Linked DNA regions of Mus musculus: region 2 is linked to region 1. A link is a loop called in an ENCODE intact Hi-C map of the cell type or tissue named here. Cell type or tissue: gastrocnemius. All regions are shown on one strand. Each heading gives the region's core, and the rest is flanking DNA. Links, peaks and the distances in the headings are about the cores only.

Region 1 (8,000 bases), core at 1-8,000:
GTACTTCGGACCCTCTGCATCAGGAAGAAATGGGTGGGATATGCCTTCTGCCCTTCCTCCTACACCATTCCAGCCATTTCCCCAGAATCTAACCCATGTGGGTTCTCTGTAAGAGCAGCGATGTAACAGCCATCTCTCCAGCGCCAGGGTATAGACTTTATCGTAGAAACACCATTTAGGACATTTTCAAATCTGTACCATGTAGCGGCATCACTGCTAAAGAATTATCAGTAGAGCATTTTTTTCTAAGAGCAGGTTATAGCCCACTGATAGCTACTGAAATCAGCCCTAAGGGGGTTATTACCCACCCTGCATGCTCAGACAGACTTGCAAGAGAGCTCACCCATCGGTGCGTTTGCTGCGCTCCAATGACTGGCGGTACCAGTGCACACAGGCCTGCACACTGCTGGTGGTATGGGCGCCATCCAGGTACCAGGTAAGGGGTCCCCGCTGGAGTATCTGTGTCCGGCCAGGCCACACTGTGTCCCGAAGCCCTGGCAAAGGCAGATGAGACAGTGCTCTGGGATCCACAACAAGGCCTGTGATCTCCTGGCCCTACAGGCAGATCCACTTACTAATGGCTGTCTCTGGGTTCCTGGAATGAGCTGTCCTGCTGTGAAATCTTCCAGACAGCCCTGAGATGGGGCTGCTATTACACAATCATACATTCCCCAAGTGACAGTCAGTGTTGTGCTCACACAGCAAGTGAGGGCTAGGGCTGGAGTTTGACCCAAGATCTGCTCCAGGGCTGTCCCTGACAGCAACCCTGGCACACTGAAGCTGTTCTACAGGGGTCTAACAGTTTGAGCCTTACTCTGGGATGAAAGCAGTTTAGAGGACTGAAGCAGGGGCACCCTCCCTCAATCTGACTGGCACTCTGCTCCAGGCTTCCCGGCTCTGGGCTCACACCTGAATGATGTCACACCAGGAACCATCCAAACAGCCCCTGGCAGTGGGTGTTATCAGCATCTCATTTGGCAGGTAGGAAAACTGAGCTGTGAACTCTAGGCCAGAGAGGAATGCTCACCCCGAGGCACTACCTACAACTGCCCCAACCCCCAAACAGGAAACCAAAAGAGACATCTGAAAGGGCACACAGATACAATAGGAACTCAACATACACCTCAGGGGGAACGGAGGTGTGCAGACTCCGGATTGGGGAGGAAATTCCAACTTACCACGCCTCATGTGAGGGGTAGGGCGGAACACAGGTGCCAGGGGCAGCTGCCACCGTATGCTTGGCCTGGATACCTTCAGCTCCTGGATGTCTGTAGGGTGTGAGTCTGGATTCAGACCCCTCCAAGGCAGGCTCCACTCATGCCTTGGAGCTGCCCACCTGCACGCCCACACTGGCCCACCTACCTTGGTGGTCCTGCCGCTCCAGCCAACAGTGGGCCAGCTGCAAGGCCAAGGCAGCATTAGACCGCTGGTGTGCTCCCTCCAGACCCAGGCTCAATGGCAGTCCAACCTCCTCCAGGGCTTCCAATGGCGGACACAGGTACAACGGGCACTGTGGGGGGAGGGGGAGAGCTGGTCAGCTGACCTGCCACCACCACTATGTTAGAAAGCCTCTGACCACCAGGGCCCATCACCAACCACCAAAACCACCAGGGCCTACCAAGACCTGCTTCCAGAACCAGATGCGTCCTGGAGCCACAACAGCTACCCCCGCTATCCCCTTTGCACATGAGGAACCCAAAGCCCAACAGGAGACTGTGTTCTTCTAGTCAGCACACCCCTCCACCCCACCAAGCCAGCCAGTCACTCACTCCAATCTGCTGGGCTCGATCCCTCAGCACAGCCAGGGGACCTTCTGGCTGCACCACAGTGAAGGCAGGGACACCAGGCTGCAGGCACACCAGAAAAAAGGGACAGGGGCTGATTTCAACTGAGGCCACAGAGGGAGAAGGAGGAGAAGCCAGGCTGTGCAGCTGGCTAGGACCTGGTAATGACTTGCCACAGTCATTCTTCAGTAAGCGGTAAAAGGACAGACCCTGGGCTCCCATGAACCTCTCCTGCCTTGGCCCGCTATGTTACCTTAAAGATGCCCCCTTTCTGCCATGCTATTTTCTCCACTGTATCTCCTAGTAGACTGGTGTGGTCAATGCCAAGAGAGGAGACTCCACACACCACTGGCTTTCTGAAAAAGACAAGAAAGTCCTGCTCCCCAGTGCCGAGCCGTTGCGCAGGCTCCGGGTGACTCCACAGCCACGGCGGCTACCTTACCTGATGATGTTGGTGCAGTCAAAAGCCCCGCCAATGCCCACCTCCACCACTGCCAGGTCCACCTGTAGGAGAGCAGAAAGCACACAGGGAGCAGGGAACCCCTCCACTCATGCTCTGCTCCCCAAGGACTCAGACACAGGGCTAGGAAAGACACTCACCTTCTCTTGGAGGAAGACATGGAAGGCCATGAGTGTGAGGAAGCGGAAGTAAGAGGGCATGGAGACATGGCTGTCGTCCTGCACACAGAAGGAGCCAGTCAGGGCCAGAGCCCCGTACCCCACACGGGGATGGGCCCTCCCCAGTCCCCAGCCACAGTACCTTGAACTCCTCCAGCTGGTTATAGAGGCACCAGAAGTGCTTGGTGAAGAGCTCGGGGCTGATTGGTTTCCCGTTGATTCGAATCCGCTCCCGCACCTGCACCATGTGAGGAGAGCTGTGGAGAGACCTGGGGTCATCGGGACTCCCCACTTCCCAGGCCTTCCTTGCCCTAATCAGACTGTGTCTGCCCTGTTCCCGAGGCTCCATGACGTACGTCCTCAAGACTCTTGAGCTCCTGCCTAGGGCCTCCAGAGCCTGTGGAGGCTGAGCCCTGCCCCAGCAGCTTGGCGGCCCCTCCAGTCCCTAGCCAGGCCTACCGTCTGTCTGTCGGTGGGTTCATCCTACGATACCACTCTCAACTAAGACCCCCACCTCAGAAAGGAGGGAGATAGCCCTGTCCCCACGATGATCTAACAGAGTCTCTGGGCCCCAAAGGATTAGTAACTCTGCTAACACATGCCTATTAACAGCCGTCCGCCTTTCAGTCTCAAAGCAATAAATCCAGAGGAAGGAACTGTCTGGAGTCATTCCCCTGCCGCATCCACATCTGTAGGCTGGCTGGCTGGCCGCGTAGGCCAAGGTCAGTGGTTAGAGCTTTATTATCAGGGACCAGCGACATGGCACATGCTGCCAACGTTGATGATCTACGGTCATCCTAAGAACTCACGGGAGAAACTTCTCCTAAAGGTTGTCTCCTGACCTCTCACGTGGGCTACAGCAATGCACACGGGCAAACACACACGCACTAAAGCTTGTCTCCTGACCTCTCACGTGGGCTACAGCAATGCACACGGGCAAACACACACGCACTAAAGCTTGTCTCCTGACCTCTCTCGTGGGCTACAGCAATGCACACGCACTAAGACACCCAAGGTAATGAAAAAGTCATTACATGTTTTCAAGCTTCAAAAGTATTATTCTTTGGTCAATGACACATATACTGTGTCCTATCGATGCGGTGGCCACAATCACACAAGCCTCCTAAGACATGTCTGCATTTTAAGTCCTCAAAGACCCTCTCACACCAAGTCATCTCCCTTTCTTTTCTTTTGTTTTTTTTTTTTTAGATTTATTTATTTATTATATGTAAGTACACTGTAGCTGTCTTCAGACACTCCAGAGGAGGGCATCAGATCTCATTACGGATGGTTGTGAGCCACCATGTGGTTGCTAAGATTTGAACTCTGGACCTTTGGAAGAGCAGTTGGCACTCTTAACCACTGAGCCATCTCGGCAGCCCTTGTTTCATTTTTTAAGGTTTCTCTGTGTAGCCCTGGCTGTCCTGAAACTCGCTCTGTAGACCAGGCTTGAACTCACAGCCTGTCTCACCTACTGAGTGGTGGGATGAAAGGTGTACGCCACCACCGCCCTGCCCAGCTTCCATGTCTTTATTTTGAACAATCACCAGTTCCAGGAAACTGACATGTCAGTTGATCTGAATTGGCCCCAGCCAACTGGCTTCAGGTGCTTATGGAGGTGGCCTGACAGAACTGACAAAGCTAATGTCGGATACGCTTCTCCCTCAAGGGACAAATCCCCAGGAGTATACTCATATGCACTCCTCTGAAACGTCCTCTGTTTAAGGTGACAGGGGAGGAGAGGCTCGCATCAGTAAGCCAGCTCCACATCTTGTGGGCTTCTGATGTCTGTGAGTCACCACAAGGGGGCGCTGCTCCAGAAGAAACCACAGCTATCCCTGGCAGAGCTCTACTGCCTCCCTGTGGAGACTCTGACATGGGGGCCATAGCCAAACTGGCTCTGCACCTTTATGAGTCAGGTTTGTGTTCCTTACTGCAGAGACATCTTAGCCAACAAATATCTCTATGCTTAAAAACTGGATCTGGAGAGCCTGGGAGATGGTTTAGTCAGTAAAGTGCTTGCCACACAAATATGAGGGCCTGCGTTCAGATCCCCAGTATTCTCACACTCCATCCTCACCCACCCCAACCGCTGCAAAAAGAAACCAGCCAGCGGCTGTGAATTGATTACCCCACTTCTGGGGAGCAGACACAGGAGCATCCCTGGGGTTGCTAATGCATAGTTATCCAGCTGAATCTAGGAACTCCAGGTTCAGTGAGAGACCCAATCTCGGAAGAAGACAGAGAGGAGAGGGGGAGGGGAAGGGGGGAGGGAGAAGGAGGGGAAGGGGATAGGAGGAGGAGGAGGGGAGGGGGATAGGAGGAGGAAGAGAGGAGGGAGAGGGGATGGGGATAGGAGGAGGAAGAGGGGAGGGAGAGGGGAGGCAGAGAGGAGGAGAGGGAGGGGAGGGGAAGGAGAAGGGGGAGAGGGCGGGGGGAGAGGGCGAGGGGAGAGGGGGAGGGGAGAAGGAGAGGAGGAGGGGGAGAGGAAGAGGGGGAAAGGGGGAGGGGAGGGAAGGGAGAGTGGGAGAGAGGGAGGGTAGAGGGTAAGGGAGAGGGGGAAAGGAAGAAGGAAGGAAGGAAAGACAGAAAAACACACACTGAGATAAACATATGCTTGTGTGCCCATGCACACATAAATCATACTCAAAGGTGGGTAAAGTGGTGCACAACTTTAATCTCAGCAATCAAGAAGCAGAGACAGGTTAGACTGTGAATTCTTCGCCAGACTAATCTATAGAATCCCAGGCCAGTCAGAGCTTCATAGAGAGACACCCCACCCCCCAAACAAAACAAACATTAAAAAAGCAGACAAAACCAAGTTGTGCAGTGCGGTGGCTCACACCCGCAACTCCAGCAGGAGACTGAGGTAGGAAGAGCCCAGGTTGTAGGCCTGCCTGAGGGACAAAGTGAGTTCCAGGTCAGCCTGGGCTAGAGTGACACCTGCCTCAAACAGGGACTGGATCGATGGCTCAGCAATGAAGAGCACTGAATGCTCTTGCAGAAGACCTGGGTTTCATTCCTAACACACACGTGGCTCAGAACCCTGTGTAATTCCAATACTAGCACATACATGCAGCAAAATACACACACACATAAAGCAAGAAGAATAATTTAAAAATTTAACGGGCAAAAATTACATTTGGAACTTAAATTAATAAAAGGTCACCTGGTTCTTCCAGCCAGGTACTTAGGCCACACCTTGAGACACAGGTCGCCTCTCTCCCTCCAATTTATTCCTTATGGAAACTGATGGCTGCTATTAGTGGGCTAACACTGGCACTGTGGATTTAATGTTTGCTGAATCAACAAATACCGGGGGAGAGGCAGAGAGGCTGACCTTGGCTCTAGCACCATAGCCTTCTAGAGCTGAGACACAGACACCCACACCCACTCACACAGAGCCCAGTACCTAAAGAAGCCGGTCTTCAGGCCGTAATTCCGCAGGATCCGTTCGGTGAAGGCACAGGTGGAGCCCTGGAAAGCATTGGGTAGGATGAAATGATGGGTACTGCTGGTTGTCGCCCAGAATCACCAGGGAGACGTGCCGGGCAGGCCTGGGGAGGAGTTTCTCGACAGGGTTGACCGAGGCACACAAGCACACATCAATCCCTTCCTGACTGAGGATGCAATGTGATCATGTGATCACCTGCCATGGGGGACCACATCTCCCAGAACTCACAGCCAAGTAAACTCTCTTTCCTACATGCCCGACATGACAGTCTGATGTCAGCTTGGCAAAAGCTGGCCATCCGAGAGGGGGAAACCTCAGCGATCCAGCTTATGGGAGCCTCCATAAGCTCCAGCATGAGGTGCCGGGCGTGGTGGTGGCGGCGCACGCCTTTAATCCCACTACTGGGGAGGCAGAGGCAGGCGGATTTCTGAGTTCGAGGCCAGCCTGGTCTACAGAGTGAGTTCCAGGACAACAAGGACTATACAGAGAAAAACCTGTCTCAAACCCCCCCCCCTCAAAAAAAAAAAAAAGCAGGCTGAGAAAGCCCTGATGACTAAGCCAATATGCGGCATCCCTCCTGGCCTCTGTATCAGCTCCTGCCTCCAGGTTCCCACCCTGTTTGAGTTCTTGTCCTGACTTCTTTGGGTGAGAAACTGTTCTATGGAATGCAAGTGAAGTTAACCCTTCCCTCCCCAGGTTGCTTTTGGTCATGGTGTTTCAGCACAGCAATCGGGACCCTAACAGGACACCCTAAGGTGCTCTTTGGTAGCAGCATGTAGAGAATCAATTAATAAAGTTGGACAGGCAGGGGCTGGAGAGATGGCTCAGCAGTTAAGAGCACTGACTGCTCTCCCGGAGGTCCTGAGTTCAATTCCCAGCAACCACGTGGTGGCTCATAGTCATCTATAATGGGATCTGATGCCCTCTTATGGTGTGTGTGAGGACAGCGACAGTGCACTCCTACACATACAATAAATAAATACATCTTTAAAAAAATAAGGTGAACCGAGCAGTGGCGGCACATGCCTTTAATCCCAGCACTTGGGAGGCAGAGGCAGGCATATTTCTGAGTTCGAGGCCAGCCTGGTCTACAGAGTGAGTTCCAGGACAGCCAGGGCTACACAGAGAAACCCTGTCTCGAAAAACCAAAACCAAAAAAACAAACAAAAAAAGGTGGATGGGCACCAGTCCACCACATGGACTCCTGGATTGCTCTTACCTTCCCTTTGGTCCCAGTGACATGAATAATGTTTAGCCGGTTCAAGTCCTCCACCTACAACAGACAGAAAGGTCCTCGCCTCAGCCACTGGGCTCGCACGCGCAGATAGGGTCGAGATGTCTTGCAGGATGTACAACCTTACCTGCAGTCCACTCCGTGCCAGGTACATCTCCATAGCCTCCAGCTGCGCCTGGGGGTCACTCCGTTGGCGCTTTACCTGCTCCAGGTAGCTGGCATTGGTTTGCAGGGTGTTGAGCGTGCGCACAGCATCCTAGCAACCATAGTCCCAGTTCAGTGAGGGTCCTTAAGGACAGAGAGACCCAGCCCACCAGTGGCAAAACCAGGGCAACAGGCCCGTTATACCAGCCACGCTGCCTTTGCCGACAGCTATTTGGTGGGACAGCCCTGGCATATCTCCAGTTCTAGCAAAGATGGGAGCCATGGGCAAGCTAGCCCCACCCAGGGAGTGCCAGGTAAAGCTGGCAAGATTAACGGACCTTCATTTCCTGGGCTGCCTTCCCCAAGCTTCTATGCCCTCAGCCTTCACACACAAGACCAACCCTGGAAGGAAGGTTTTTTCCTTAATCTCTCTACCACTATACTGGACACCCACTGAGTGGGGGCCAGGACGTTAGAAATCTAGGAACTTTGAATTTTGGAATATTTGAGAGTTCCACCTTCTAACCCTAAGACAAGACAATGTAAGTAAGCAATTAGATCTGGAAGAGGAGGTACAGAGGGAGGGAAAGTACACTCAAGAGTTGTCGGGCCAGAATCCACAGGTGGGTACAGACAGCCTCAGGAGACGGCTTTGGGGGATGGGAGTGGAAACAGAAAATAAACAGAGAGGCCTAAATGAGAGGCATTTGAGGATATAAATCCAGTCGTGTGTTTCAATTACCCTACATTCTGAGAAACCTGTGCT
Region 2 (12,101 bases), core at 2,288-10,287, 110 kb before region 1:
CACCTGGAGATGGTCACTTCTTTCTCTGCTTTTAGCTTCTTTACCTGAGAGACAGCCAATGGGAATTTCATGCCTAAAAAGACCCAAGAAACACGATTTAAGCTACCTGACTCCACAGCCAGTCCTAGAGACGTACGTCCACAGTTCGGGAGGAAATTGAGAGGAGAATCATTTCTCCGGCACCTCCACCAAAACCCGGCGACCTCGCCCAGCCAGAACCGGGATTCAGAGGATGCTGCGTCCTCGGAGGGGGGACCCAAGGGCAAAGGCCAGCGCCCCCCTCGCAGATTCCGTGCAAAGCGTGCAACCGCAACAAGAAGGCATTTTCTCAGGCACCTCAGCCATCGCCAGGAGGCTCGGTCCGACCACGATCAGGATGCAGAGGATCCTACATCCTCGGAGGGGGGACCCGCAGGCCAAGGTCATCGTCCCCCTCGTGCAACCGTGACAAGGCCTTTCCACCAACACCTCAGCCAGGCAGCTCTGAAGGGCCAGGATCAGAGTTCTGAGTATGCTGCATCCGTGGAGGTGGAACCGGCAGGCAAAGGCAAGCGCCCCTTTCGAAGATTGGGCACAGTGGTAACAAGAGCGTCGCGATTGGTCGTTCGCCATGCAGAGGCGGGGCCTGATTCCTGCATCTGGGCCTCCGAGACACCGCCAAAGCCAGAGAAGCGGCACCTGGGGGCGATGGCCACACCAAGCCTTAGGTCCCACGAGGTAGGTGCGGACCAGAGAGGGGACAAGAAAGGGAAGGGTGAAAGTCTGGCCATTACCTTGGCCAGAGGCTTGAACACCCCCCCGCCCCGTCTCTGCTCTGGGAAGATCAAGACACGCCCCACGGAGGTATGAAAGGGGGTAGCGATCTGGTGGGTGTCCCCCGGAGGTCTTCCTCAGTTTCCTCATCAGGAAAATTTGGATGATGAGATAAATTCCGTAAGGCTCCATAAGGACCTCAAGCGCTCAGCTTTGTACACAGGATGGGTCTCCAGTAGGAATGGGTGAGCTGGTATGACTTCAGCTTCCATTTGACCTGGTCCTTCTTGCTAGCACAGAGAAGCACAGCATAGAAGAGGAAACAGGGAAGACTGAATCTCCCAGCATCCCAGCGCCTGCTAGCAAGGCTTCTTGTGAAGGCAGCTCAGACGCAACAGTAGCAGCTAACATGTAACAGAGGAGATAATAAGGCTGGGTCTGACCTAAGGTCATGCAGCCTCTGGGAGTCATCAGATGCACCTGGGATTGACAGCAGAAGGCTGTTCCCACTCCATTTGCATACCATTTGCAGGTGGTTTTGGCCCCTCAAACACTGGGACTATAGCTATAGTGTTAGCCCTGTATTTTATGGTCAGGGAAGGTGAAGCAGAGAAAGATAAGCAGAAGATCCCTAATCGGTGGAAGTAGGATTTGAACCCATGCATTTCCCTTCTGAAATACTGCCACATGCTCTTTGTTTCTTGTGCCTCTTCCCATCAGATCCCGGCCCACTCCCAGGAGGCTGGAAACAAGTCCATTTCCTCAGGGAGCCGCCGCGGCCTTCTTTGGCACCTCCGAGCCAGGCAGTCTAGAGTTGGCCTGTTTGAGGTCGGTCCAGGACATGAGCTGCATAGAATGACACGAATGATGCAGGAAGGGCTGTGGGCTGCCACCCAGGTCTCCAAGAACAACCCACCCACGGTGAATGGCCCATCCTGTCTCAGACACCTCAAACCTAGCTGGCAGTCTATCTCACTAAAAGGTTGACACTGGTAATCAGAGAGGCCTACCAAGAAGAGGAAGGCAGGGATTTGTGTCAGGAAGCAGAAATTCTGAGTTGAAAAGCTGGAAGAGAAGTCCAGGAGGTCTGAGGGACACCCTGCTTAAAGTGGTGGATGTATGGCCTCTGTCTCTCTGGGCCTCAAGTACCCCTATCTGTATAATGGGTGAAGCCCCTGGGCCCTACCAGCTTGAATGGTTAAGAAGGGACCCCCACCCCCACCCTGCCCAATCCAGTCCATCCTCCCTGGAGCCTGTCAGGCTGGGGCCAAGCTGGCTCAGCAGAAAGCATCACCCAGCTGCTAACTCAGCAGCCCAGTCGCCTGGGGAGCCTTTATGTTGTCCGCGTGTGTGCACGTATGCACAGTTGAAATACAAGATCTGGAGGGGGTTCTCTGGAACATAGCCTGACCCTCATCACCTGCAGGAAGTATCCTCGGGACTGAACACAGCCTGGAGATATGGCTGCCTACAGAGCTGGCTGTTGTAGCCTGCCTCTGGCCTCCAGGGCACTTCCAGAATGGGGTTTCTCCTCTCCACACACCTTCAGATTTCCACTCAGAGGTCACCTGCCCCGGGCACCCTTCCCCAGTCAGACTCTCCGAGGCTTTCCCCTGGCATCACTGGCCCCTTTCAGGAGGATGCAATCTGGCTGTACACAGCCTGCATGAGTATTTGAAAGTATGCACCAGGCTTGAACTTGGTGCCTGGTCCTGAAGATCCAGATGTGGGTGATAACGCCCATGGGGCCCTGCCTTAGGTCATCCCCATCCTTCCTCCAGCCCTGGGTGAACCAGAATCTCAAGCGCCCAATTTAAGCTAACAAGACTTGTCAGTTCCCTGTTTGCTAAAGGAAAGGGCAAGGCCCCGTGCTGGACACACAATCTAGGTAGGCCATAGCAGACCCAGACTTTCTCTGAAACCCATTACCAACCCCTGCAGGGACCTACTACCCAGAAGGATTACCTGGAAGTCATGACCCAAGTTCACGAAGAGGTAGGAAGTACCTAAGTGGTGGGGTCTCTTTGCTTTAGCTCCCCCCTCCTCAGCTGTGAGTGGGAGTGATGGCTAGTTCCCAGGACCTTGCTGGGTTGACGCTCCCTAGCCAGACCCAGCTGCATGCACCTGGACCCTGGGCCCACAAGGGTGGACTCGCTTGGGCCACTTTCTCCCCTACAGGGCTTCGAGCTGGGCACCTTGGCTGGCCCGGCTTTTGCACGGCTGAGGAAATCCATTGGCCTGACTGAAGAGGACTACCAGGCTACTCTTGGCCCTGGTGATCCCTACCTTCAATTCTTCAGCACCTCCAAAAGCAAGGCCAGCTTCTTCCTGACGTGAGCTTGTAGCAAGGATGGGGCAGGATTGGGGCTCCGTTCCAGGCTGGCAGGATGGCTTTGGGGAGAGAGGGTCAGGGCCAGAGGAAGGTGAGATGAAGCAAGGGGGCGAGGTAGCCAGACACATCCATCCTGTGCAAAAGCAGGAGCAAGAGACTTGGTGGGAACCATTCCTGCCAAGTCTGGACAGTGAATGACCTCTGTTCCCACCTATAGCCACGACCAGCGCTTCTTTGTGAAGACCCAACGGCGCCACGAAGTGCATGTGCTGCTTGCCCACCTGCCCCGCTATGTGGAGCACCTGCAGCAATACCCACACTCCCTGCTGGCACGGTTGCTGGGTACGCGGAGGCGGGGGGGGGGGGGGGTGCGGGGGGGGGAGAGGGGGGCAGGTCTTAAACTGCAGAGTGACTGGGGAGGGCGGATCCTGGGGCGGGGCCCAACGGGACCATGTCGGGATTGGAGAGTCTGGCCCTGTTTCAGGCTGGGCTGGGACTTCATCCAGGCTATGTCTGTGGTGCTGGAGACACCGCGGTGCCGGAGACGCCCAATTGAGAAGGGACTCTGGGGGTGGAACCTGGAGGGACAGGCTCAGGTACTCGGTGGGTCTTGAGAAAGATGCGAAACCTGGCTCCGGGATTGTACAGTTAGAGATACCTTCTCGTCTTTCAGGCGTATACAGTCTGCGGGTAGCTCAGGGGAAAAAGGTGAGTGTAGCAGACAGAGGTGGCTCAGCAGTGGGGGCTGCTGGAGGGTGAGCTCGGGCTTCCCTCACTCCTGACCCCTGTTCCCAGAAGTACTTCATCATCATGCAGTGCATCTTCTACCCTACCAGCCGCATTTCTGAGAGGTGAGTCCGTCCGAGTGGATATAGGGTTCCAGTTTCACAGGAAAGGTGCAGGCTGAGACACCAATCCTTATCCAGTAGACCGCCAAACAGACCCAGGAAGAACAGATCTTTTGAGCGGCTGGCCGGTACTTGGGGATCAAAACCAGTGCTTTCGTACAGGCTAGGCTCACCACTGAACCATATCTCCCCCCAGAGCTTTATTTTATTTTAGATTGAAATAGTCTCCGTAGTCCAGATTAGATACCAACTTTCTACCCTGTTGTCTATTCCAGTACTAGAATTCTGGGTCATCACACCGGGCTAACCACCCTCATTTTATAGTTGAGAAACTGAAGAAGGCTAATGGATTCAGGGAAAGGGACAGGTGGGATGGTTCAGTCAGAAAAGGTGCTTGCAGCCAAACCTGAGGACGCAGTTCAGTCCCCAGGACCCTCATGATGAAACAAGAGAACCAACTCTTTCAGGAACGGTGCTCTTAACCGTTTAGTTATTTAGAGATAACTAAATGGAGCTAGAGTTGGAGAACAAACCCAACCTGCTGGTAGGATCCTCCCCTGGCAGACAAGATACTGAGACAGGTAAGTAGGGCTGATACCTAGGTTGGGCTTGTAAAGGTCTGAGTTCAAATCCTTGTTCTATTCTTCGCATACCTTGCGACACAGGCAAATTACTGTTTGAGCCTCTGTTTCTCCATCTCTAACATGAGAACACAGTCTAGAAGGGTGCTGAGGTTGGAGGTAAATCCATGGTGACTTAGCTCATACAGGAGCAACCACCCCTGGGAAGTCCTTGAATCCAGTGACTGCTGTGTATGTCCTACCTCCCAGGTATGACATCAAGGGCTGCAACATAAGCCGCTGGGTAGATCCAGCCCCTGAGGGCAGCCCCCTTGTCTTGGTGCTGAAGGACCTCAACTTTCAAGAAAAGACCATGAGATTGGGTGAGTTACACGCTCACTGCCTAGTCCTCCTCCAGGGTGAGGTTTGGAAGAAGGGTCCCCTCTACCCAAATTCTTCACAGCCTAGGACTCAAATCCTGGCTCCAGACTTATGCAACTGGGGGGTACAAGACAGATTATAGAATGGGGCTGGTCATGCCATTCACACTTCTGGGGTAAGCACAGGCACGTGGTGGGGACTCAGGTGAGTTGTGGTGGTCCCCACAGGAGCCCAGCGGAGCTGGTTCCTCCGGCAGATGGAGCTAGACACCGCCTTCCTGCGGGAGGTGAATGTACTGGATTACAGCCTCCTGGTGGCCATCCAGTTTCTCCACGAAGACGAGAAGGGCATTCACCACTCTGTCTTCAGCACATTCAAGTGAGCTTTGCCTCCAGATGTAATGGCAAGGATGGGTGGGGCGGGTGAGGTAGGCAAGAGGTGAGGTAGGCACGAGGTAAGAGACTACCTTCCCTCTTGTGGCGTGGCATAGGCTTACAGGCTGGGAAGTACTGTGTGTGTGTGTGTGTGTGTGTGTGTGTGTGTGTGCGCGCGCGCGTGTGCATGTGTGTGTGCATGTGTGTGTTAGTGTGTACGTGCGTGTATGCTTAAAGGCTGGGAAGTACTGTGTGTGTTTGTATGTGTGTATGTGTATGTACACATGTATCCAAGCTTGGCTGCTAGAGGTAAGGGGACCAGATGGGCTAGGAAAGGACAGACCTGAAGGAGTCTAACTGGACAAGGCCTTTTAATGATAGATTGAGCCTTCTGCCCTATTCTCTGGCAGGACATATGACCCAGGTTTCTGTGCAGTGACAAAACCCATTTACTTTTGTGCCCTCTGACCCCTGAAGTCATCACCAGCAGCACCACCACTGTGTACTCTATGTTATGTAGAAGAACCGTCACTCCCGCTATGCTGGCCATGGCCCTCACTGAGACCACGCACTGACTCTTGACCATGAAGGCTCAGAGAAGGGAAGGGAAGCCAAAGGACTCTGCTCTAATTACACTTCTCTAAGGCGCACCCCTGGGGTTGACCAGTAAGCCCATTTGCGACTTCAAGCCTACCAGATGTGCCCTAAAGTACACCTTTAATCCCAGCACCCAGGAAACAGAGCCAGGTAGATCTCTAAGTTCAAGGTCAGCCAGAGCTACATATAGTGAGACCCTGCTCAAACAACACCAACTCAAAACTCAAGCGCATTGGTCTCGTGTAGGACAGAGAAAGTTAGGGATGAGGGTGGCCTCGGCTCTCAGGCAATTTCTATTCCTGCTCCATCTATGGAAGAGGCCCTTGGCCTGGAGGAGACTTGAGTAGGATACAGTGATGGCTCCCCACACAGTCACAGCCCAGCCATGTCTGGATCAGATGATAAAGTGTCTGCCATGGTACAGGATCGCTCAAGCTCAGCTTTTACCTGCTGCTGATGCGTAGCGCAGAGCACTGCTGTCATTGGTCCAGTAAGTTCCAGTTTGCACAGAATCGTCATCATGTTGAAATATTTCCCAACAGGCTCTTCATCGCTGCCCCACACACTCCCTCTGGAAGCTTAGGCTCTTCTGACACTGTTTTTTGATTAGTTGAGACTGTAGCGGGGCTTGTCTCTCATTGGCTGACTTATTTTCTAGAGCCCGCCCCTCCCGTGATTGGCATAAAGAAAGCCCTATAGCAGTGGCTCTCGATCCCTTTAGGGGTTGCATATAAATGCAAATATTTCCATTACGATTCAGAACAGTAGCAAAATTACAGTTATGAAGCAGCAATGAAATAATTCTATGGTTGGGGTCACCACAGCACGAGGAACTGTAGCGTCCCCTGCAGGATGAGGTAGAGAAATTGAACTTGCTTCGGCTGACTGGGATTTAGTGGTCAGGAACCTGCCCGCAAGAATACACTTGAGGGAAATCACAGCGCTACAAACTGGGATTGTTAGGCTCCTCGTTCACAGTTCTTCATCTCTGCGACCCTAAGGCTTCTAGGATGAGATTATCCCGCAAACCTGACCAAGGCCAGGTCCACATGACCCAAATGCTCCAGATCGGCCCTCCCCAACAGAAATAAAATTCAATTCAGAATATCCAGAGTCCTATGTCCCATTCATAGGCACTGGCCACAAGTCACTGCTGAGTCTTTGAAATATAAAATTACTCCCCAACCCCCATACCCTCATTTACAAAGGTTTGGGTGTTTGTTTGTTTTTTAAAAGAGGGCTGGAGTTGTTGCTCAGTTGTTAGAGTGCTTACCCAGCATGCACCATGGCCTGGGTTCTATAGAACCATATAGACTGCCCTGGGTGCCCCACACCTGTAATCCTCAGACTATTTAAAAAAAAGAAAGGAGAGAAAGAAGAAACAGGCGAGATTAGTCCTAGTATTATACACTCTCTGCTAACAGAAGTGGTACATGCCTATAATCCCAGTATTTAGAAGGTGAGGCAGGATGACCAGAAATCAAGATCATTTTTGGCTGCACAGCAAGTTCAAGACCAGTGTGAGCTACTTGTATTGAAACCCTGTCTCAAAAGCAAACAGAAGTCAGGAAGGTGGCTCACATCTTTAATCTCAGCACTTGGGAGGCAGAAGCAGACAGATAGATAGATTTCTGTGAGTTCGAGGCCAGTCTGGTCTACAAAGTGAGTTCCAAAATAGTCAAGACTGTTACACAAAAGAACCCTGTCTCAAAAAAACCAAACCAAACCAACAACAACAGCAAAAGCAAATTAATAATAATAATGATATTGAGTCAATACATTTGATTATTTTAATCTTATCAACCTAAAAGATGAGGAGATTGTTTGCTTTATCTTCAACACTGCCCTTTTTAAAGATTTTATTTCTAAATTACGTATGCATGCGCATGAGTGCGCTGTTTGCTCTCATAACCAAACGATGGCGATAAGTTACCGCCAGTTTTGAGGGGCTCTCTGCTGGGAGCTAACGCTGGTCCTCTACAAGAGCTTAAAGATGGTGGCGCCATCTGTCTCTTCAGGCAAGCCCTCACTATTGACTTTGAAGTTCAGTTTATATTGGAGCCTGCCATTTCTCATAACACTGGCTAGATTTCCGGGGCTCAGCAGCCACTTGTGGCAAGTGGCTTTGAAAGGGACGCTGCAGCTCGAGACTGTCAATTCCTTTATTCCTCAGCCCCCTAAAGTACCTAGCTCATTTGTACCTTGCTCGCTGGCTGGGAGGCGACAGCTTTATCCTATTCCCATACCTAGGTCCATACAAGGTGTGTCGAAGTCGAAGGGAACGGGGGACCAGAACTGCCGGATGCTGCCCGACCTTCCCAATGCCCTCCATATCTTGGACGGGCCAGACCAACGCTATTTTCTGGGCTTAGTGGATATGACTACCGTGTATGGGTTTCGCAAACGGCTGGAACATGTGTGGAAGATGGTACGCTATCCAGGCCAGAGCGTCTCCACTGTCAGCCCGGCTCACTACGCCCGTCGCCTCTGTCGGTGGGCAGAGGTGCACACAGAATGACTCACGTGTCTGCCTTCTTCCCTTATGGACAATGCGCCGGCAACTATTCTGCAGCTGTACCCAGGGAGCTAGCCTGCAGTTCATCCTACCAGCCACCAGAGGGAAGCACCCTCATAACTAATGCTGTGAAGACTCAGCCCCATTCGGTGACGGTGCTGTACCCTGCATAGAGCAAGGACCCTGACCCCAACCCTTAGCTCATTTACTATTAAAAAATGTTGATATTCTCTTTTTACAGACCACGAAATGGAGGTTCACGGGATGAAGGGGATGAGCAAGACCACCCAGCAATAAATGCTGGAACCAGCTTACACCATGACTTGGGCCTGGGGCCCAAGTTCCTATACACCTAGCCTCACACTATGGAGAAGGGGGAAGGGAGGGGGCACCCTTGTTCCAATAGGGAAACAAGCCCAAAAGTTTAAGGTGCAGGTTAGGAGCAAGATCAGTCCAAAATTCTAGGCTTTTCGATTCCCAGCTCTGGAATGGCTTCATCATGCCCCTCTGAGAGGCAGGTGGGTATCAAGGAGGCAGAAGCGGGCTTCCTGGAGTTGGTCTAGCAGGGAGTCCCTCAAGGGTCACTGTTGATCTTGAGTGACCTCTCAGTCAAATGGGGAAACCTCAGTGGCCAACCCAATGGTTTTGGGCTAGCCTACAGCAACCCCAACCATCTCTCTTCCTGTCTCTGGGAAACCAGCCACAGCCTCTGACTCCAGTCTGATCTAACTGTGCTCAGTGACATTTTCTTTCAAGGTGTTCTAGAACCTGGCTGTGTTTCCAGGGCATGGTGCTGCCTCCCTGCCCCTCCCTCTGCGATGTAATGTGACAAATGGGAAGAAGGGACATAGGCCTCAGGGACACAGAAGACACTGACTGTGCAGATTGTCCTGATAGCCCAGGCTATCAGCTGGGATGACACAGCTTTGGAGAGAAGCCTGGGGCCTAAGTCCTGGTGAAAGGAGCCATTACCAAAGCATCTCACCGGTTATGGCAGGAGAGAAAGGTGCCTTACTTTCTAGGCCGAGACCAGAAGGGTCATTCATGTCCTTGTTGGGTCCCAGGGCAAGGGCACAGTGAAGGTCCTGGAATTTGGGAGAAAGGGAACATCTTAGCAAGAAGTAGGGTTGTGTTAATCCCAGCACTTGGGAGGCAGAGGCAGACAGATTTCTGAGTTCGAGGCCAGCGTGGTCTACAAAGTAAGTTCCAGGACAGCCAGGGCTACACAGAGAAACCCTGTCTCGAAAAAAACAAACAAACAAACAAAAAACCAAAAAAACAAAAAACGAAAAAAAAGAAGAAGAAGAAGTAGGGTTGTGGGGCCACTGGGGAGGGGGTGAGAGATGTGCCCCAAGACTGATCAGCCAGGACCCTGGAAAAGCATCTTAATAGCTCTATTCTACTGACCCACCAGATATGGCCAGACTTTGAAAAGTGGCTAATGGGGTGGGAGTTGGGGAGGGTGAGCCGAGAGCAGGGGAGGGCTGGTTGCAGAAGAGGCTGCCCTCAGATGACCATTCCAGGAATTATCATTTTCTATCAGGACACATGGCCTGTTCTGAGTATTCTTGGGTGATTTCTCTGTGCTGGCACACCTGCAGGAATTCTTCTTGGTTGGCAAGATTATGTTCATCTTCTGATGCCACCCAGAGGTATCTAGCCAGGGACATAGGAAGGTAGCAGGGAGACAAAGTAGGACCTGGGATCTGCTGCCACATCTTCTGAGGTCTGGCTCCCACGGGACTGACCCTGAACTCAGAGCCCTGAGGTCCCCCACAAAGGTGACAACTCTCCCTGCAACCAGGAACCCTGGCAGGGCCTGAGGCTATGAGGGAAGTCACCTGAGACCTCAGAGACCCAGCAGTCCTGGCTCGCTCATCTCATTTTGTTCCTGTCGGGTTTCACGTGGGTGGTGAAGGCGACTTGAGAATGTCACCAGACAGAGATGAGTCTAATGGGCACATGGGCATGAGAACCAGGGAAGTGACTCAGAATAATTCCACAGTGCCCTTCTGGGAAGGGTGTGGCTAATGCCTGTAACCCCATCATTTGTGAGGTTCAGACAGAAGGATCCCGGGCTAGCCTGGACTGTGTGATTCACACACTAGGGCCATGTGGGTAGAGGGATGAAGAGTTGAAGAGCTGCCTATCATTGACCTGTTGTGTGTCTTTGGCGCTGTTTTCTTTTCTTTTTGATTAATGATGTGGGAAAGGGATGCCTACTGTGGGCAGTGCCACCCCAGGCAGGTGGTCTAGATGGTTATAAGAAAGGTAGTTGAATGTGAGGCTAGTTAGCAGCACTGCTCCATGGCCCCCTCCTCCATGCCCTCTGCTCCAGTTCCTGTCCCTAGGCTCCAGCCCTGACTTACCTCAGTGATGGACTGTGATGTGGGAGTTGTAGACTGAAATAAAACCTTTCCCTCACGTTGTATTCGGTCATAGTGTCTGTCACAGAAACACAAAGCTACATAGAAAGATCCTGTCTGAAATAATAACTTGTAGTGTGCTGTTCATGTTGGCAAGGGTCTTTGAGCTGAGAGATAAGGAGTCCCACTAGGAAAGTGACTAGAGAATGCAGCCAGTGGAAGGTCCTGAGGCAGGAATGCGCTTGATGTGATAGGTCAGAAAGTAGCCGAAAGGGAGGGATTCCATCTGAATCCTCAGAGGATCACAGGCAGGGGGACGGCCACAGGAACCAAGCAGAAGTACGATTTTCTGGTGGTGCCCTGAGCTGTCTGTCTCTGCCCTTTCTCACTGGGACAGGGATATTTTTCCCACTTAACAGAAAAGAAAGGTGGGGTGTGGGGGAGGGACCTGCCTCAGGCATGGGCTGCATTGACATAACCAATACAAAGTGGCTGTTTTAAAAACAGCCTGCTGGGCAGTGGTGGCATACACCTTGAATTCCAGTACTTGGGAGGCAGAGGCAGGCTGATCTCTGTGAGTCCAAGGCCTACAGAGCAAGTTCCAGGCAAGCCAGGGCTACACAGAGAAACCCTGTCTTGAAAGCCTAAAACCAAATCAAACCACCAACAACAAAACAACCTGAGCCACTAATCCCAGCTCCCAATTCTCTAGCAGAGATAGCTGGATCTCGGTGAGTTTGAAGCCTGCCTGAAAAATGTGGGGTCCTGTCTCAAAAACACGTTTCTTCATTGCCTATCTGATATTCATAGTCAAGTTCACATCATTTGAGCTGACAACCCAACAACTATCCTGAAACTCAGGGCTGCTTAGTTTGAAGCCTTTGCTTCATTTCCTATCCCCTGTTACTTCCCGGGTAATTTCAGAAATGGAGAACCTCAATTCTCCACGGCCAGTAGCCATCACACGGGTGGCTCTCTTACTGTCTTCCTTCCAATCACACAAGGACTAGAGTGGGAAGACAAACTAGACAGGCCCCGCCCTCGACGTCGAGACCTCGCCCCCAGCCCGGAGGTCTCTGAGACATCCACGCGCCGCTAGCCGGCGCTGCGCAGGCCCCGCCCCCTGAGCGCAAAGCCTCCGCCCCTCCCAGAGGCCCCTCCCACGCCCCCGGCTGCGCTGCTCTAGCTTCAGGCTTCAGAAGCTGCGGCCGCAGCACCGCCTCCTACCCGGGGCCCGGTTCCAGCCCCTCTGGCCCGGCGCACTGGACATGGAGCTCCGAGCAGCGCATCCTGAGCCCCCAGCGCACTCCAATCCGCTCGTTCGGTTAGCGCCCAGCTTGGGGAGGGGACGGTGGAAGCTAGCCGGGTGAAAACC

What was found. Peaks named below come from ENCODE experiments on the same cell type or tissue, not always from the same donor. Only the 100,000 strongest peaks of a DNase experiment are listed, where the experiment ranks them.
Region 2: it touches region 1 in a loop (2.7-fold over the local background); 15 of 42 quality-filtered maps call a loop at or near these places.

What each region holds. Positions count from the first base shown.
Region 1 is chr2:32,685,376-32,693,375 of GRCm38, forward strand. It overlaps Fpgs (folylpolyglutamyl synthetase), which reads right to left. Exons shown (of 15, transcript NM_010236.2): 2 at 7,218-7,346; 3 at 7,076-7,129; 4 at 5,815-5,879; 5 at 2,545-2,659; 6 at 2,385-2,462; 7 at 2,227-2,288; 8 at 2,038-2,140; 9 at 1,770-1,847; 10 at 1,363-1,510; 11 at 1,179-1,268; 12 at 344-494; 13 at 1-14. It overlaps Mir8093 (microRNA 8093), which reads right to left and starts at 2,391; the gene lies at 2,255-2,391. In gastrocnemius, for the core only: a CTCF peak has its summit at 4,222 (motif pointing right); DNase peaks (open chromatin) are centred at 4,225 and 7,419; H3K4me3 peaks cover 630 bases; H3K27ac peaks cover 2,193 bases.
Region 2 is chr2:32,575,178-32,587,278 of GRCm38, forward strand. Pip5kl1 (phosphatidylinositol-4-phosphate 5-kinase-like 1) reads left to right here and starts at 541. Exons shown (of 10, transcript NM_198191.3): 1 at 541-717; 2 at 1,474-1,674; 3 at 2,695-2,748; 4 at 2,932-3,086; 5 at 3,303-3,427; 6 at 3,759-3,793; 7 at 3,881-3,936; 8 at 4,764-4,876; 9 at 5,102-5,252; 10 at 8,096-8,606. The coding sequence starts at 688. The coding sequence ends at 8,363. St6galnac4 (ST6 (alpha-N-acetyl-neuraminyl-2,3-beta-galactosyl-1,3)-N-acetylgalactosaminide alpha-2,6-sialyltransferase 4) reads left to right here and starts at 11,901. Exons shown (of 6, transcript NM_001276425.1): 1 at 11,901-12,050. It also overlaps 9430097D07Rik. In gastrocnemius, for the core only: CTCF peaks have their summits at 5,102 (motif pointing right) and 6,690; DNase peaks (open chromatin) are centred at 3,554, 6,512 and 8,454; H3K4me3 peaks cover 688 bases.